Regions from separate parts of the Mus musculus genome. Here region 1 is linked to region 2. The links are chromatin loops, found by intact Hi-C in ENCODE. Cell type or tissue: left cerebral cortex. All regions are shown on one strand. Links, peaks and the distances in the headings refer to the core of each region. The heading gives the core; the rest is flanking DNA.

What was found. Hi-C counts contacts between places; a loop is a spot of excess contacts. Peaks named below come from ENCODE experiments on the same cell type or tissue, not always from the same donor. Only the 100,000 strongest peaks of a DNase experiment are listed, where the experiment ranks them.
Region 1: it touches region 2 in a loop (2.7-fold over the local background); 2 of 42 quality-filtered maps call a loop at or near these places.

Annotation. Positions count from the first base shown.
Region 1 is chr14:49,585,629-49,593,968 of GRCm38, forward strand. No RefSeq gene overlaps it. Among named protein-coding and RNA genes, the nearest start is that of Slc35f4, 64 kb to the left of the region's middle. In left cerebral cortex, for the core only: no CTCF peak of the experiment used is centred there; DNase peaks (open chromatin) are centred at 4,883 and 5,374; H3K27ac peaks cover 316 bases.
Region 2 is chr14:49,631,902-49,640,241 of GRCm38, forward strand. No RefSeq gene overlaps it. Among named protein-coding and RNA genes, the nearest start is that of Gm36082, 37 kb to the right of the region's middle. In left cerebral cortex, for the core only: no CTCF peak of the experiment used is centred there; DNase peaks (open chromatin) are centred at 4,266, 4,375 and 5,678.

The sequences.
Region 1 (8,340 bases), core at 191-8,190, 46 kb before region 2:
TACAGGAGCTCAATCTGTCATATACACCCAAGGCTTAGAATAGGTCTGAGTTGCCTGTAGTGAACAAATTATGTGGCCTTTACAAGACCCATTACTGTCAGTGCCTGAAGGAGATGCTGAGACAATTACAGAGATTCAGAACTCTCTGCCTTATCACCCCAAGGCCTTGGGACTTCAGTGAATGAGAACAGAGTGAAACGTAATCAAGCCTCTGGTATGGGCAACTTGGACCTGGGCAGCAGAGACTACAACATTGTCTAGTTTTATGTCTTTAGTAAAGTCTCTGTACTTTGATTTCCATGTTTATGAAATGTAGCATTAAATAGATGAGTTGTCAGGTCAGTTTTGCCTCTAGGCTAACAGATTCTGGTACTGGGACTAAGGGAAGTACAGAAAGAAGAACTTTATCATCTAATTTCTAAAAAAAAAACAAAAGCTGAATATTTTGGTGACAAGGATTTGGTAGAAAATTAATATTTGAGTGTCTACTGTGTGACTGGAAACTTTATGCTTTATAATCTTTCATTTCATCCCTAAGAACTATGCCAGTGTTATTGTGTCCATTTTTCAGACATGAAAATCAATTTGGAAACATTGACCTAAACAACCTAAGAATAATCTAACAATCAGAAAATTTTGGAATTCAAATATCTTTTTGATTTCAAAGTCTATTCTTTCTAATATTGCCAATTTCAAAAGCACTCAAACATATTCTAGATAGGGAGTAAGAGTGGGATCTTATATGGTGCTGAGTCATATGTTATTGTCAATATCCACCATCCTGCCCTACAGAAATAGATGTTTCCCATGCTCAGCCTAATGCCTCACTCACAGGTGGTCCTTCACATCAGCTGTTTTTTTGAGCAACTTTGTTCTGCTAGCACATATTCCTCCAGGCACCCACGGGGTCAGGTGAACTGACCCTGGCTGATCTCTTAATCCAGAATTGTACTTAGCTTGGCAGGTTATTCAGAAGCATCCCTGGCTTTTGGAAATAGAGCTCTCCTGTCTTCTACAACCCATAGCTCCAGCAAAGCAGTGCAAATCCCCGTCTCAGTTTTTGAAATGTGTGCACATATAAAAGCCGGCCAAGTTGCTGTCCTGTTACTCACATGCTCTCACCACCTCCCCTGTGATGTCTTTCTCCGCCTCGCTCCTGTTACCTGTTCCCCTATCTTGTGGGTTTTCTTAGAGCCTACAAAAGCACCATCTGACTTTGGTAGACAGAAGAGCAAGAGAACTGAGTAAGTGTTTAGAGGGCTTTCATTAGAGAGCTGGCAAAAGATGGATGATTTGAGAATTCTTCAGTTAATAGTGTCTGGCTGCCACACAGATCTCAGTTTTTTTTATTATTTGTCTTTTCTTTTCATACTATAAAGAGTGACAAAGAATGAAGAGTTTCTCTGAATAAAGACTTTCTGTTACTTTCAACACTTTAAAGAATGGGTTCATTTTCAGAGTTTCCAAATGATAGCCTCATTTTATGTGCCTCGTTGCTGTTCCTCACCTGAAGCAGAGGTAGTGAAGGCCTGCTGTGACCATGCTGAATCCCCGTGGTCCTGCTGAGTATATGAGATATGGTGCTAAAAGGAGCCATAAGCTCAGAGAATGAAAAGAGGCCTCTGGAGTGACCAGAATTGAGAATGGAAGAAGGCTCCAAAGCCACTGACTCAATGCTGACTTTGTAATGCAGCAGATGTGACCTTCCCTAAGAATAGACAGCCTCCCTGCAGCAGCACCCACCAACCCTACATTACCAGCACTGAGCAGTGGTATCGCAGCTGGACCACACTGCAAGCTGTCCTCTCTCAGTCTGAAGGCACAAACTCTCTGAAAGAATGAATGGTATCTATAAGTGATGGTGACAATTCCTACCACAGGAGTCAGCCTGTGGCTCTAGAAAGTTTCTCACTTGCACAATTCTGTACTTCTCAAAGGATCTGGACCATACCTGAGGCTTCTTCTGGTTCATGTTCCAGAAGAATTCAAGGGTTAGAAACATGATCTCAGAGTCTCTTCCAGGATTTCTTACTGGCCGCCTTAAGGTAAACATTCATACATTGTCAGAGTAACTATCTGGTAGCGTTAATTTAAAATATGTTTGGAAACTAAAGTCCAAATAAGCTGAATAAGACAGAGAGAGCTTTCTGTCCACTCAGTTTTCTCTAAGACTAGAGTCTTACAGAACTGTAGTGCAAGTTCCCAACTACAAAATAGACTTTGATAAACTCAAAATAGAGTACATTTCTGTCATTAAAAAAGGTTTTGACTAATGTCCTTTCATAACCCAACCCACTTCTTCCCTATCTTTATCTCTTCCTTCACCCATAGGAATCACCACTCTGCTTTCAAGAATGTAACATGAATGAGATCTTGCGTAGCCCAGTTCTCTAGCTATCCATTCACATCTATGGTTGGTTGGTTGCACTGCTGAGTGCCATTCCAAGATTGAAATGACTCCCACTTTAAATAACTCATCCTCAGACATGTTAGATCATTTCCAGTTTGGGTCTGTAAAAAGAAAATGTGCTGTAAACATATGCGAATGGGCTTTTGTGTAAGGTGCATTGTTGTCTCCCTCACATGAGTGCCCTGAATTGAAGCTGCATGGCTTTCTGTTCACTGCATGGTTTGTTTTTAAAGACTGTGCCAACTTTATATGTTTCTACCAACCAGGTGATCCAGTTTCTCATATCACCCCTGATATTTGCTGTTTTCAGGCTGTTTTACTTTAGAAAATTTGACAGGTATGTAAGGACATCTTATTGTGGTTTGAATTTGCATTTCTTAGGGATGAGGAGGATGAAGATCCTGCCACATGTTCTTTGTCACTGCTCTCTCCTCTGGGATGGGAGATCTTCTTGTATTATATGCCCACTTCCAAAGTGAATTGTCTGTTTTTAGATATTAAGGTTTGAGTCTTTTCCTAATGGCAGAGTATATTCCTTTGACGGGTAAGTGGCTTACAAATATCTTCTCCAAATCCATAACTTGTCTTTTCATCCTTTTAACAATACCCTTCCCTGGACAGATTTCTTTTCAATTTGATTAAATCTAATTTAGCTCTAATTTTCCCCATTGCGGATCCCAATACTTATTTTAAGTCTGGAAACCTTTAAAAATACCTCTATTTAATTATGTCTAGTCAAACTGACAATTAAGATCAACCATTATGTAGCCCCTCTCTTTTCCCCAGCCTCAGCTACTGGAGACCTTCTGGGGAACCTGTGTGTCTAACCAGCCTTGGCAGTAAGGAGACAATCCTCTCCCCAGAATGGTGCCACAAAGAGAATAGTGAAGAGTCAGAACTCTCACCACCACTCAGTGGCAACAGTCATGCTTAAGACTAATATGAACTGACAGGTGTATTGCTGATGGGTTGGTTCCCTTCGTGGTGTTATTTTGAAAAAGAAAGGAGGGAGGGTCAAGATCTTAGCTAGAAGAAGTAGGTAGGTAGGTCCTTGGTCCTAGCCCTGAAGGTCCTTGCCTTGGTCCTTGTCCTCTGCCTCCTGCTTTTCATATATTTCTCCTGTCTGCCCTCATGGCCACAATGCTCTACCTCACTGTGAGTCCAGAATTAACGGAGCCAAAGACTGTGGTCTGACACTTCCAAGACACAAAGCAAAACAAACTTTTTCTCTCCTTAGTTGCTTATGTCAGGCATTATTTGATACTGATGCTGATCTAACATAGCCACTATTAGAGAGGTGCCAGTGAGAGCTACTACAGTTAAAACCCCTGCCCCACCTAACAGTATCAAGGAGACTCCTTTCATGGGTGTTAACTGGTGCTGAAACTGGAGATGTGGCTTTTAAACCCATCTGGAAGTAATGGGATACTACATTCCTTTTCCCTCCCTCCCCAACATGGTAAATAAGTCTGGTTAAAATAGCAACTTGCAGTAGGAGTCACAGGCCCATAGTATAATCTAAAAAATGTTTCCACTTATGGCTTCAATAGAAAAATCACTTGTCATATCAAGGCCATAAAATATCTCAAACTAAATGGAAAAGCAGTCAACACCAGCATGACAAGAAAACAGAGCTAACAAAAATTTAGAAGCAGCTGTGATAACCACATTGCAACAAACAATTACGAACAGGATTGAATAAAAGAAAACAATTAGAAAAACCTTATGAAGAAAAATGCAAAAGAATAAGTTGAGGAGCCTATCTATACTCAACTTACAATATATTGGTACTAAAACTTGAAGAATCAAATAGGAATTTTGAAAGAAAAAAAATACAGTAGCTGCCGTAGAAAGCTCACTGGATGTATTCAGCTTTGGAAGGGAGGAGACAGATGAAATAACCCATGGTGGATGATAAGACAATAGAAAGTAGAACATCAGAGAGGAAACAGATAGGAAGACTCTAAACAGAGTCAAACCTACAAAAGAACAAATATCGAAATATGAGTAGCTTTGAAGTGTAAGTGGTTGAAAAACTTCGAGGGTGATGGGGTTTACTGAGTCAAAATGAAGATTCTGGGTTTTTTATTCATTTATTTATTTATTACTTACTCACTTTACATTCTGCTCACTACCCCTTCCCACAATTCTTTCCCCAATTGCCCTCCCCTTCTCAACATGAAGATTTAGATGCCTAGAAGTCAAGCTTCTATTTTCCTCTCTGAATGTTTCTCCTGTGGCTGCCAAAGAGATTGGACTACTACTTCAGACTCTCCTTGTCCAAAAATCAAGGTGGAAAAAAAAAATCACTGGTGAGATCAAAAGAGAATAAAAATATATTCCTTCTTATCTTAAATATGAATCTGAGCCTGGCAGAATCACCAAGCAGAAGCAGAGACATTTAAGATGTACTGACTCTAAGATCTATAACTGCTAGGGCGTGTTTCTCATTTTGCATCCAAGCTTTCAAAACTCCTCCTAAGAGCGCTTCTTTAAGAAGCACAGGTTTGTCGTGCACCACATTCCTTGGCCACTTCCACTGCTATAACATCCGCAGTTGCTTGTAAGGTTAACAACATGAATAATTGAAGAGAAGAGAAGAGACTGTCTAATCTACTTCCTCCAGAAGACACCCACATATTATAAAATGTCAGAACAGCAGAAACAGACAATAAATGAAGGAGAACTCTCCTAAGCCATCACAGCAACAAAGACAATATCTCAGAATGTACCTCTGACCCTACATGTGTTCCATACGTAGCATAACAAATATGGAATATAGGAGACAGAAGAGTTGTTTTTCAAAGAACCTCCAACAACTCAACTCTGTTAGGTTTGTAAAATTACTTATTTATTCACTTTATATCCCAATATCAGCCCCTTGTTCACCCAGTACCCCCTCATGCAGATTCTCCTCCATCTCCCTCCCCTTCTTTGAGAAGGGTTCAATCACATCTTGTGGGCAAAGGAAGAATTACTGTAGTCTCCTACTCAAAAAAAAAATCCAAAATGGTGGTGCTAGCAAAAACTCTCTGTGCAGAACACTTTCTTCTCAATTCTAATAATAGATATGAAAGTCTGGGAAAATGAAAACAAAAAGATTCTGGACTAGCCAACAGAATGTGTAACCAGTAAAGTCACTTTGAGCCTCTACCTTCCTCCTTGTTCTAGAGACTAGAGAGCTCCTGGGGACAGATGGAAGTTCACTAGTGTTATGAGATATCATATGGTGGTGGCAGGAGTAAAGGGGTACCTGGTGGGCTCATTCCAATGTGGCCCCCTGAGAAATTATGACATCACACAGATCTGATAGAAGAAAGTTTATTGTAGGGGGAGGAGACTTGGAAAGTGGATAGAGGCTGCAGAGGCAGAGAAAGCGGGGGTGGGGTGGGGTGGGGTGGTGGGGATCAGAGAAGGACCAAAAGAAAAGAAGATGCCTGCTCGGAACAGAAGGAAAGCAAGCAAGAGAATGAAAAGGGAGGGAGGGAGGGGGTATTCATCCCATATACAGCCACCAAACCCTGACACTATTGTGGATGCCAGGAAGTGCTTGCTGACTGGAGCTTAATATGGCTGTCTCCTGAGAGACTCTGCCAGAGCCTGACAAATACAGAGGAGGAAGCTCGCAGCCAACCATTGGACTGAGCTCAGGGGTTCTGATGGAGGAGATGGAGAAGGGACTGAAGGAGCTGAGGGGAGCCCCACGGAGCTAGCAACAGTGTCAACAGGCCAGAACTCCGACCTTCTGGTGACTGGACCACCAACCAAAGAGTACACATGGAACAATCCATGGCGCTGGCCACATATATGGCAGATGGCCTTATTGGTCCTCAGTGGGAGAAGTGACCCTTGGACCTGAGGGGATTCAATGCCCTAGTGTAGGGGATGCCAGGGCAGGAGGACAGGAGTGGATGGGTGGGGTAGCACTCTCATACAGGCGGTGGGAGGCAGATGGGATAGGGCGTTTCCGAAGGGATGACCTGGAAAGGGGAAAATATTTGAAATGTAATTAAAATATCCAAGGGGTGGGGGGAAGGCTGTCAGGTGACAGTACAACAATGTTCAAACAAAAACTGTTATTTGTACATAATTATATATATATTTCACTAAACAATAAAAGGGAATGTAATTTTGCTGTTAAAAAAAGAAAAAGAAAAGAGGGAGGGGGACAGAGGGGGAGGGGAAGGAGGCAGGAAGACGAAGGGAAGGGAGAAGAAGGAAGAGAAGGAGCAGGGAAAGAAGGGGAGGCAGAGGAGAAGGAGAAGAAGGAGGAGGAGGAGGAGAAGAATAAGTGGGGGAGGGTAGGAGACAGTCCACTGGTACCTGGCAGCTGCACAGGTAGAAATGGTTACTGTTGATGACTCAAGCTGTTGCTAGGTCAACTTTGGGAGAAGCCTAGTGGAATTGCCTGTAAGCCAACAACTAGTTTCATTCAAATTTCTATGAATGTGTCTAGGCTGAGGAAAATTGAAGGGGGAAGTTGTTCTTGAAGATTTTTGGTAGTGTCAGAGCCTCTTGCTCCCTGCTGACACCAGCAGCATTCCCTACTATAGTGTCCATTTATTTCCTAGCTATTGGTAGTCAATGGCTCACAATCTCTAGGTGTGATCTCTATGGGTAGAAATATTGGAATCCTGTAGATCTTTGATGAATCACTCATTTTGCAGTGAGAACTTTCCCATTTTCTCTCTTCTGCCCCAGAATGCTATGGTCAGGAAGGCAGCTCAGCAAGGAACTCTAGATTCCTGTGCTCTGTCAAGCTTTAGCAGACAATGTGCATATTAACAGAGTTCAGGTGCCTTATCTGTAAGAGGCAAGTTCCTGAGAATGGAACTTCAGAGGCGGTGCTGTGTACACAGTATTTGCATGTTGCCCTCAGCCCTCCACTCACATTTGAAACCACCAGACCTGCTAAGGCTTCAAGACAAGCACTGTGCTGCGACTGAAGATAAAACAAGAAGTAGATTCAAAACAGCCAATTCGTTGGGAAAGCTCTGAAGTAGAAACAAGAGTGAAAAAAATTTTAAGACTGATAAAAGTTCAGCAAAATATTTTTGTAAGTTTTCACATTGTTAAAAAAATTAAAATATCAAAATCATTGAGGACATTCCATCCAAAGAACTTAATAAGTAATGCTTCCACATCTTTCATTTCACAGAGGATGAGAAAGGAGTCCAGATATTTGATGAATTTTATAGAATGGAGGCTTTATATTCTGCCAGAATCTGTGGCAGAATCTAGTGTAGGTCTCTTTGACTCCCAGGGCCCTAATACACGTCATTGATGGTGTCAATTTACTGAACTCAACACATATGTCTCACTCATAACTTTCCGATGCTTTTATCCATCCATCCATCCATCCATCCATCCATCCATCCATCCATCCATCCATTTACCACATATCACCATAACTTGAGTGTTGGGATGACCTTCACTCACACATATTGCATCAAATGGCTATGTAGGCGTGCCCCTGTATTTTCCATTGTTAAAATTGCAACACCAAGTGCTGGCAGGATATTTGGTATTGTCATTTCTATGTCCCATCACTTGCTTTCTACAGGTAAATGTTTGCTAGTTTTTCAATTGCCCAAAAAGAGGGAAAAGCAAGCTTCAGTGGGGGAGGTCACTGAAGGTCACATTGCTCTCTATCCGGCCAAAAGAAATACTAAAATATGGACTGGGCATAATCTTGTTACTGCTGGACTCACAATGAGTAAGCTAAGGAACCTCTCTCACTATGCTAAAAGCTTTTTTTTTTTTTTGTATGAGAAAGGAATGTGGCTTTTGTTAAAGAGCTGGCTGCTGAAACAGGGGCAGAATAAACAGGCAGACAGAAACTCAGAGAGACACAGAAGGAAGACAGAGCTTGGTTGGATGAAACTGGGAGGTAAAAAGAAAGCCACGTGCTGGGACAGAGAAGTCGGGTT
Region 2 (8,340 bases), core at 206-8,205:
ATCCCCTAAAGAAATAGAAGCAGTTATAAATAGTCTCCCAGCCAAAAAAAGCCCAGGACCAGACGGGTTTAGTGCAGAGTTCTATCAGACCTTCAAAGAAGATCTAATTCCAGTTCTGCACAAACTTTTTCACAAGATAGAAGTAGAAAGTACTCTACCCAACTCATTTTATGAAGCCACTATTACTCTGATACCTAAACCACAGAAAGATCCAACAAAGATAGAGAACTTCAGACCAATTTCTCTTATGAATATCGATGCAAAAATCCTCAATAAAATTCTCGCTAACCGAATCCAAGATCACATTAAAGCAATCATCCATCCTGACCAAGTAGGTTTTATTCCAGGAATGCAGGGATGGTTTAATATACGAAAATCCATCAATGTAATCCACTATATAAACAAACTCAAAGACAAAAACCACATGATCATCTCGTTGGATGCAGAAAAAGCATTTGACAAGATCCAACACCCATTCATGATAAAAGTTCTGGAAAGATCAGGAATTCAAGGCCCATACCTAAACATGATAAAAGCAATCTACAGCAAACCAGTAGCCAACATCAAAGTAAATGGAGAGAAGCTGGAAGCAATCCCACTAAAATCAGGGACTAGACAAGGCTGCCCACTTTCTCCCTACCTTTTCAACATAGTACTTGAAGTATTAGCCAGAGCAATTCGACAACAAAAGGAGATCAAGGGGATACAAATTGGAAAGGAGGAAGTCAAAATATCACTTTTTGCAGATGATATGATAGTATATATAAGTGACCCTAAAAATTCCACCAGAGAACTCCTAAACCTGATAAACAGCTTCGGTGAAGTAGCTGGATATAAAATTAACTCAAACAAGTCAATGGCCTTTCTCTACACAAAGAATAAACAGGCTGAGAAAGAAATTAGGGAAACAACACCCTTCTCAATAGTCACAAATAATATAAAATATCTCGGCGTGACTCTAACTAAGGAAGTGAAAGATCTGTATGATAAAAACTTCAAGTCTCTGAAGAAAGAAATTAAAGAAGATCTCAGAAGATGGAAAGATCTCCCATGCTCATGGATTGGCAGGATCAATATTGTAAAAATGGCTATCTTGCCAAAAGCAATCTACAGATTCAATGCAATCCCCATCAAAATTCCAACTCAATTCTTCAATGAATTAGAAGGAGCAATTTGCAAATTCATCTGGAATAACAAAAAACCTAGGATAGCAAAAACTCTTCTCAAGGATAAAAGAACCTCTGGTGGAATCACCATGCCTGACCTAAAGCTTTACTACAGAGCAATTGTGGTAAAAACTGCATGGTACTGGTATAGAGACAGACAAGTAGACCAATGGAATAGAATTGAAGACCCAGAAATGAACCCACACACCTATGGTCACTTGATCTTCGACAAGGGAGCTAAAACCATCCAGTGGAAGAAAGACAGCATTTTCAACAAATGGTGCTGGCACAACTGGTTGTTATCATGTAGAAGAATGCGAATCGATCCATACTTATCTCCTTGTACTAAGGTCAAATCTAAATGGATCAAAGAACTTCACATAAAACCAGAGACACTGAAACTTATAGAGGAGAAAGTGGGGAAAAGCCTTGAAGATATGGGCACAGGGGAAAAATTCCTGAACAGAACAGCAATGGCTTGTGCTGTAAGATCGAGAATTGACAAATGGGACCTAATGAAACTCCAAAGTTTCTGCAAGGCAAAAGACACTGTCAATAAGACAAAGAGACCACCAACAGATTGGGAAAGGATCTTTACCTATCCTAAATCAGATAGGGGACTAATATCCAACATATATAAAGAACTCAAGAAGGTGGACTTCAGAAAATCAAACAACCCCATTAAAAAATGGGGCTCAGAACTGAACAAAGAATTCTCACCTGAGGAATACCGAATGGCAGAGAAGCACCTGAAAAAATGTTCAACATCCTTAATCATCAGGGAAATGCAAATCAAAACAACCCTAAGATTCCACCTCACACCAGTCAGAATGTCTAAGATCAAAAATTCAGGTGACAGCAGATGCTGGCGAGGATGTGGAGAAAGAGGAACACTCCTCCATTGTTGGTGGGATTGCAGGCTTGTACAACCACTCTGGAAATCCGTCTGGCGGTTCCTCAGAAAATTGGACATAGTACTACCGGAGGATCCAGCAATACCTCTCCTGGGCATATATCCAGAAGATGCCCCAACTGGTAAGAAGGACACATGCTCCACTATGTTCATAGCAGCATTATTTATAATAGCCAGAAGCTGGAAAGAACCCAGATGCCCCTCAACAGAGGAATGGATACAGAAAATGTGGTACATCTACACAATGGAGTACTACTCAGCTATTAAAAAGAATGAATTTATGAAATTCCTAGGCAAATGGATGGACCTGGAGGGCATCATCCTGAATGAGGTAACACATTCACAAAGGAACTCACACAATATGTACTCACTGATAAGTGGATATTAGCCCAAAACCTAGGATACCCAAGATATAAGATACAATTTCCTAAACACATGAAACTCAAGAAAAATGAAGACTGAAGTGTGGACACTATGCCCCTCCTTAGAAGTGGGAACAAAACACCCTTGGAAGGAGTTACAGAGACAAAGTTTGGAGCTGAGATTAAAGGGTGGACCATGTAGAGACTGCCTTATCCAGGGATCCACCCCATAATCAGCATCCAAACGCTGACACCATTGCATACACTAGCAAGATTTTATCAAAAGGACCCAGATGTAGCTGTCTCTTGTGAGACTATGCCGGGGCCTAGCAAACACAGAAGTGGATGCCCACAGTCAGCTAATGGATGGATCACAGGGCTCCCAATGGAGGAGCTAGAGAAAGTACCCAAGGAGCTAAAGGGATCTGCAACCCTATAGGTGGATCAACATTATGAACTAACCAGTACCCCGGAGCTCTTGACTCTAGCTGCATATGTATCAAAAGATGGCCTAGTCGGCCATCACTGGAAAGAGAGGCCCATTGGACACACAAACTTTATATGCCCCAGAACAGGGGAACGCCAGGGCCAAAAAGGGGGAGTGGGCGGGTAGGGGAGTGGGGGTGGGTGGGTATGGGGGACTTTTGGTATAGCATTGGAAATGTAAATGAGCTAAATACCTAATAAAAAATGGAAAGAAAAAAAAAAAAAAAAGAACACTGATAGATGTAGCAAGTTGTATATTTATAAATGTTTGTGTGTGTGCGTGTGTAACAATAACAATTATTAAGAGGGGGCCAAGAAATTGATGGAGGAACATGGAGAAGCTGATGTAGAGAAATTGAATAGAAGGAATGAGGTAATTATATTTCAGTTTAAGGTACTCGTTTAGGAGGAAAAGTGAACCCAGCCGAATCATGATTGTCCTGCCAGCATTCCACTTAGGAAGTAGTAAAGGATCAAAGACCAATAGATGAAGCAATTCTTCAGGATCGTGCTGGTATCTACAGGTACTTGAAGACCTAGTGTCTTCTTTATTATATGATCGGTTCTCCCCATCTGTTGGGAGTCTACTCTTAGCAGAAAGCATCATGCTTTCCTAGCATGATGTTTTTGCAAGAAGCCCATCACAGCTGAACACACTCTGATAACATCTTATTTTTCTCCTATACATCCTGGACCTGTGGTTAAGTGTCTCCAGCGGCACTCCCCAGCGAGTGCATATATACCCATAGTTGCCTTTTAATAAACGAGCCTTGAGCCTTGAGCCTTGAGCCTTGAGCCTTGAGCCTTGAGTCATGAGACTTGAGCAGATAGCCTGTGTTGTCTCCATTTTTCGAGTTTCTTGCCCCTCAGTTCCCACCCTTTCTCTTGCAGACCCTGTTGACTGACCCACGGATCAGGTCACCCATCTGTAGGCAGAAAAGTCACAGCAGGAAGAATGGATGCAGATACTTGTGGGAGAAGCGAGGCTGACCATTGAAGTGATGGTCAAGGTCCTCCTGCAGCTAACAGTATGAACTCAGTCTCTCCTCTGTGCTTGCAGTGGCTCTATTTTTAGTGAATATATAGATAACCTGGATCCCCGAGAAAGGCACATCAGCCCACTGGGGCAAGGGTAAAGAGTGAAGTTTTCATAGTAACTGCCAGAGGAGCCAAAGTGAGACATGATGCTGACCACCAGTCCCAAGTGCAGGCTTTGGCTCATCCTGAGTCTCTCGCAGGAAGTCAAGCCTCAACCGAGTCTGCTTTCTCAAAGGCAGATGGAAATAAGTTTTAGGCTGCTACCACTTGATCGAGAGCCAGGAATTTAGTAAGTTATGGGCACCAGTCTGGCATCTTGTACCTTACAAAAGTCTGTAGAGATGAAAAACTATCTCTTGGAAAACAAATTATTTTTAATAATTCATGGGCTTGCTGGGAGATACAAGTCCCAGCAGAGCACTGAGGAGGAGGAGAGAGGAGGAGAGAGGAGAAAACTCTGGCAGGCTGCACTGTGGGACTGAGAAGAGAGCAGAGGCAGGCAGTGAACAAGTCATGAAGAGAGATGACCTGTCTGCTCTGTGAGGCAGAGGGAAAGTCACAGGACTTGAGCTTTTCTTACCCATGCTTAGCTCCATTCTAGAATAGCTCTTTATATCAGCATTTTCCATTACCCGAAAACAAGAAAACTGCTTTGCTTTGCTTTGAACTTCTTAAAACCTTTTAGGGCTTTGGTATGAGAGTGTACGATTGCTGTTATGCCTTTAGTTCTCATTATTATCAGTTCCCTACCATCCCAGCCTCCATTCCCAACTTGTTCTGTTGGCCTTTGTATTCAGTCAGTCTTAGTGCTCCCTGCCCCAGGACCATGGTCCATGTTTCTCATTCCATCTTGAATGTTTCTACCTAGTCTTTTGATTATTTCCATCTTTTTCCTTCTTCAAGCTTCAGCCCTCCCTCACCACAGAAGGCAGTTCAGCTCTTCCTGTTTCTGTTCCCAGTGTCCATGTAGACACCCTTAATGGTGTTCTAACCTTCTGACACTTACTGACCAGGTCGAGTTTCTGTTCAGTTGTAAGTTCTTTGAAAGTGGAGACCTGAACTACCCAATTCCCAGCATAGGAAAGGTAGCTTACAAATCCTTTTGAGGAAATAACTAAATAAAGGACTCAGTGTTTTGATCCACTTGCTTAAGTTTGCACAACTGGAATTCCAACTCTGCACTCTTTAAGCCAAAGTCTGAACTCTAGATAACTGTATTTTAACCTACAGTTTTAAAACTTCTTTGAATTTTTATTTATATACTTGCATTTCAAGAGTCTACCAAAAAGAAAACAAGCTACCCCTATGTGGTTAGGGGAAAACATTGAATAGACCCAAAGCTAGGGTCAGCAGAAGATAGTAATTTTAGTGACTTGTTGAAAGGCAGGATACAGACAGGATCAAATGGACATTGCCTCAAAAGTCTATAGTTTGATCCTCTTTGGCTGATTCTGAGGAAGGAATCTAAACTAAAGTTGGTCTCTAAGGGAAAGAATAGGCAGCCTAAATTAAGAAATAGAACCTTGTTTCTAAGATCTTTTAGCCCCCTCCATGATACCTTTTATCCTGTGGTGTGTAGAGGATACTCCCTGGACCTATGCACAACCCTCAATGTGTACAACTGCAAAAATCAGCCCAGACAGGCGAGAGGCCTGTTACATAAGTTACTGATTATAGCAATAAGGAACCTTGGCAATTGCCTACATGTTCTTTGTGCAAAGGAAACTTCCATGCTGGGATGTTTCCCAGGAGAAATACTGTAAGCTCCTCCCTTTCCTCTGTACCTTACTCTGCCCTGCCCCTCTCTCTTGCTTCAGCTGAGACTTCTGGTAGTGAACAATTCCAAACCTCATTCATCCTCCTGCTCCATAAATATTTAATGGGCATCAGATCTGCAATAGGCTGTATGCTGGAAGTTGAAAGAACAGACAGACAGACAGACAGACAGACAGACAGTACAGTCCTTTCCCCATTAGATAAGCAAAAGTAGAACATTGGGCAGGATGCTGGGACGGTGACAGTGGCCCTGGCAACCGAGGAGTTGGCAATATCAAAACAGAGAAGAACTCACTCTAAAGCCCTTGCCTTCCTTTGCACATTTCTGATGAGTGCTCTGAACAAGTTCTGACCTATTCGCAGGTGAGAAATCAGCCTGAACCTCAGTCGTGTTTGCTGAAGTTGCGTGCATTCTTTCAGCTTCTCTGGTGATCCTGGCTTCCTTCACTCTACTGATATGGCTTGTGGGTTCTCCCTCTGGTTGCCCTGGGGTGGGAGGTGGGGCATGAGGGGGCACATATTGACCAGCACAGATGGAACCAAGCACTCAGGCAGGCTTCAACTGTCCTTCAAAGCATTTCAGGCCGATCTTCATCCCAGCGACCCCTGCACAGTAGCTGCTGCAGCTGGAGACTCATTGGAGAAAAAGAACTGCAGGCTCTGTAGCAGGTTCCATGGTAGAGTTTCTTAGAAGGCATAAAAGAACCTGTTGCCATCCTGTGGAAATGGGCCATCTGACCTTAGCAGTGTGTGCTTCTGTTAGTCTTCTGTGTTCGTAGAGGACTGACATAGAACTGCTCAGGTGCCAAGGCTGGTGGCCTTCATGCCCATTCTCCCAGGCCCAGGAATTTCAGTTCTAGTTTCTTAATATATAGACATGCTTCCCAGAGCTAACACATCTCAGCAAAAATTAGAGGAGATCCTGTGCTCACCCCACAAAACTAAATCACCCTTTTTGTAAGCAGGTGTCCTACCTTCTCAGGAGAAGACGCCATGGGTGTGAAGGAGCTTAAATGGGAAACAAGTGTTCCCAGGCAAGATCACCCCTTTGTAACAGCAAACCAGCATCCTCCACCCACCCACAAGCATCCAGTTCCTCTGTGAAGGCACAAGAGGTACAGAGTAGAGGAGGCCAAGGATGAAACTGCAAGTGTAGCTTGAGCCTTCCTCCAGGAAGAAAGTCTCAGGACTTGAAGTAAAATCTCTTGAAACCAAATCTAGAAATAATACTTCACAATATATAAAAATGTCGCAAGGCCTAAAAATGTAAAACCTACTTTTCTAAGTAGCCTAAGCAAACTCTGAACCTGGAAAGTTATCATGGGAATTGAGAAAGATAAAATATGAAGGTTTTCAGACACTATTCTGTTTGTTTTCTATGGAGATGGGGAGAGAGGACACACAGGGCTTAACCTATGACTTTTCTGGGTGGAAGGAATGACACTGAACTTCGAATGCCATGCCACTGCAGAAACACTGTGATGAGGGCTTGTGAAAAGCTAAGGTGGGTAAAGGAAGAAGGAACTGAGAATGACAATCAAAGAGAAAAATGACCAGTGGGATGTGATGGAGATTCAGCAGGGAGCCTGGGGGTGGGAGATAATGTGAAAGAGAGGAGTTACTGAGCCTGGTAAACATCTTTGTACAGACATTCATAGCATAGACAATGAAATCGGAGGGGCATTGATAGTGTTCTATGGACCTCTGGGTGTCTCCCAAGCTTGTCTTCCAGAATGAATTTTATTCTCATGGGAATAAAAAGCTAATGTCTTAGGTCATTTCTTATAACTCCAAAAAGTCTCACCTTAGAGGACTGGGTCCTATGATTACTGTAACAAGTCACCAGAGGCCTGTGGCAAAGAGCAATGCAGGTGAATTCTTTCACAGTCTTCTACTAGAAAGGAAAGTTGGATATGGGTCCTGATGGGTTATAATTCCTACCTTCTCATCTGAAGATTCCAGGTAAGAATCTACCCTTGAGTTTTCTAGCTCCTAAAAGCACCACCACTCCTTGGCTAGTGGCTTCTTTTCCAATCTTCAGAGCTAACAATGGCACACTGTGTCTTTCTAATGTAGCATCACTCTGATTTCCTCTTTGAAGGACACTGATGACCATCTTTAGTCTGCCCAGATGATCCCAAATAGGATCTCTTAATTCATCTATAACCTTCTCTCTCCTTTATAAGATAACTGTGGTGGTTTGAATAAGAATGCCCCCCCCCACACACATAAGCTCAAATATATGAATGTTTGCTTCCTAGTTAGCCATCTGTTTAGGAAGGATTAGGAGTTGTGGGCTTGATGAGGTACGGCCTTGTTGGCAGAGGTATGTCACTGGCACGTAGGCTTGAGATTTGAAAAGTCCTAGTCAGAGGCCTAGTTTCTCTATGTTCACCTTTCAGATAAGATGTGAATTTTCAGCTATTGCTCCAGTGCCATGCCTGTAGTCATGCTCTCTCTGTCATGATGGTCATGGATTCACCCTCTGAAACTGTAATCAAGACCCCAATTGAATGGTTTCTTTTATAAGCTGCCTTAGTCATGGCATCTCTTCAAGAAAGAGAACAGTGTCTAAGATAGTACTATTCCCACCCGTTCT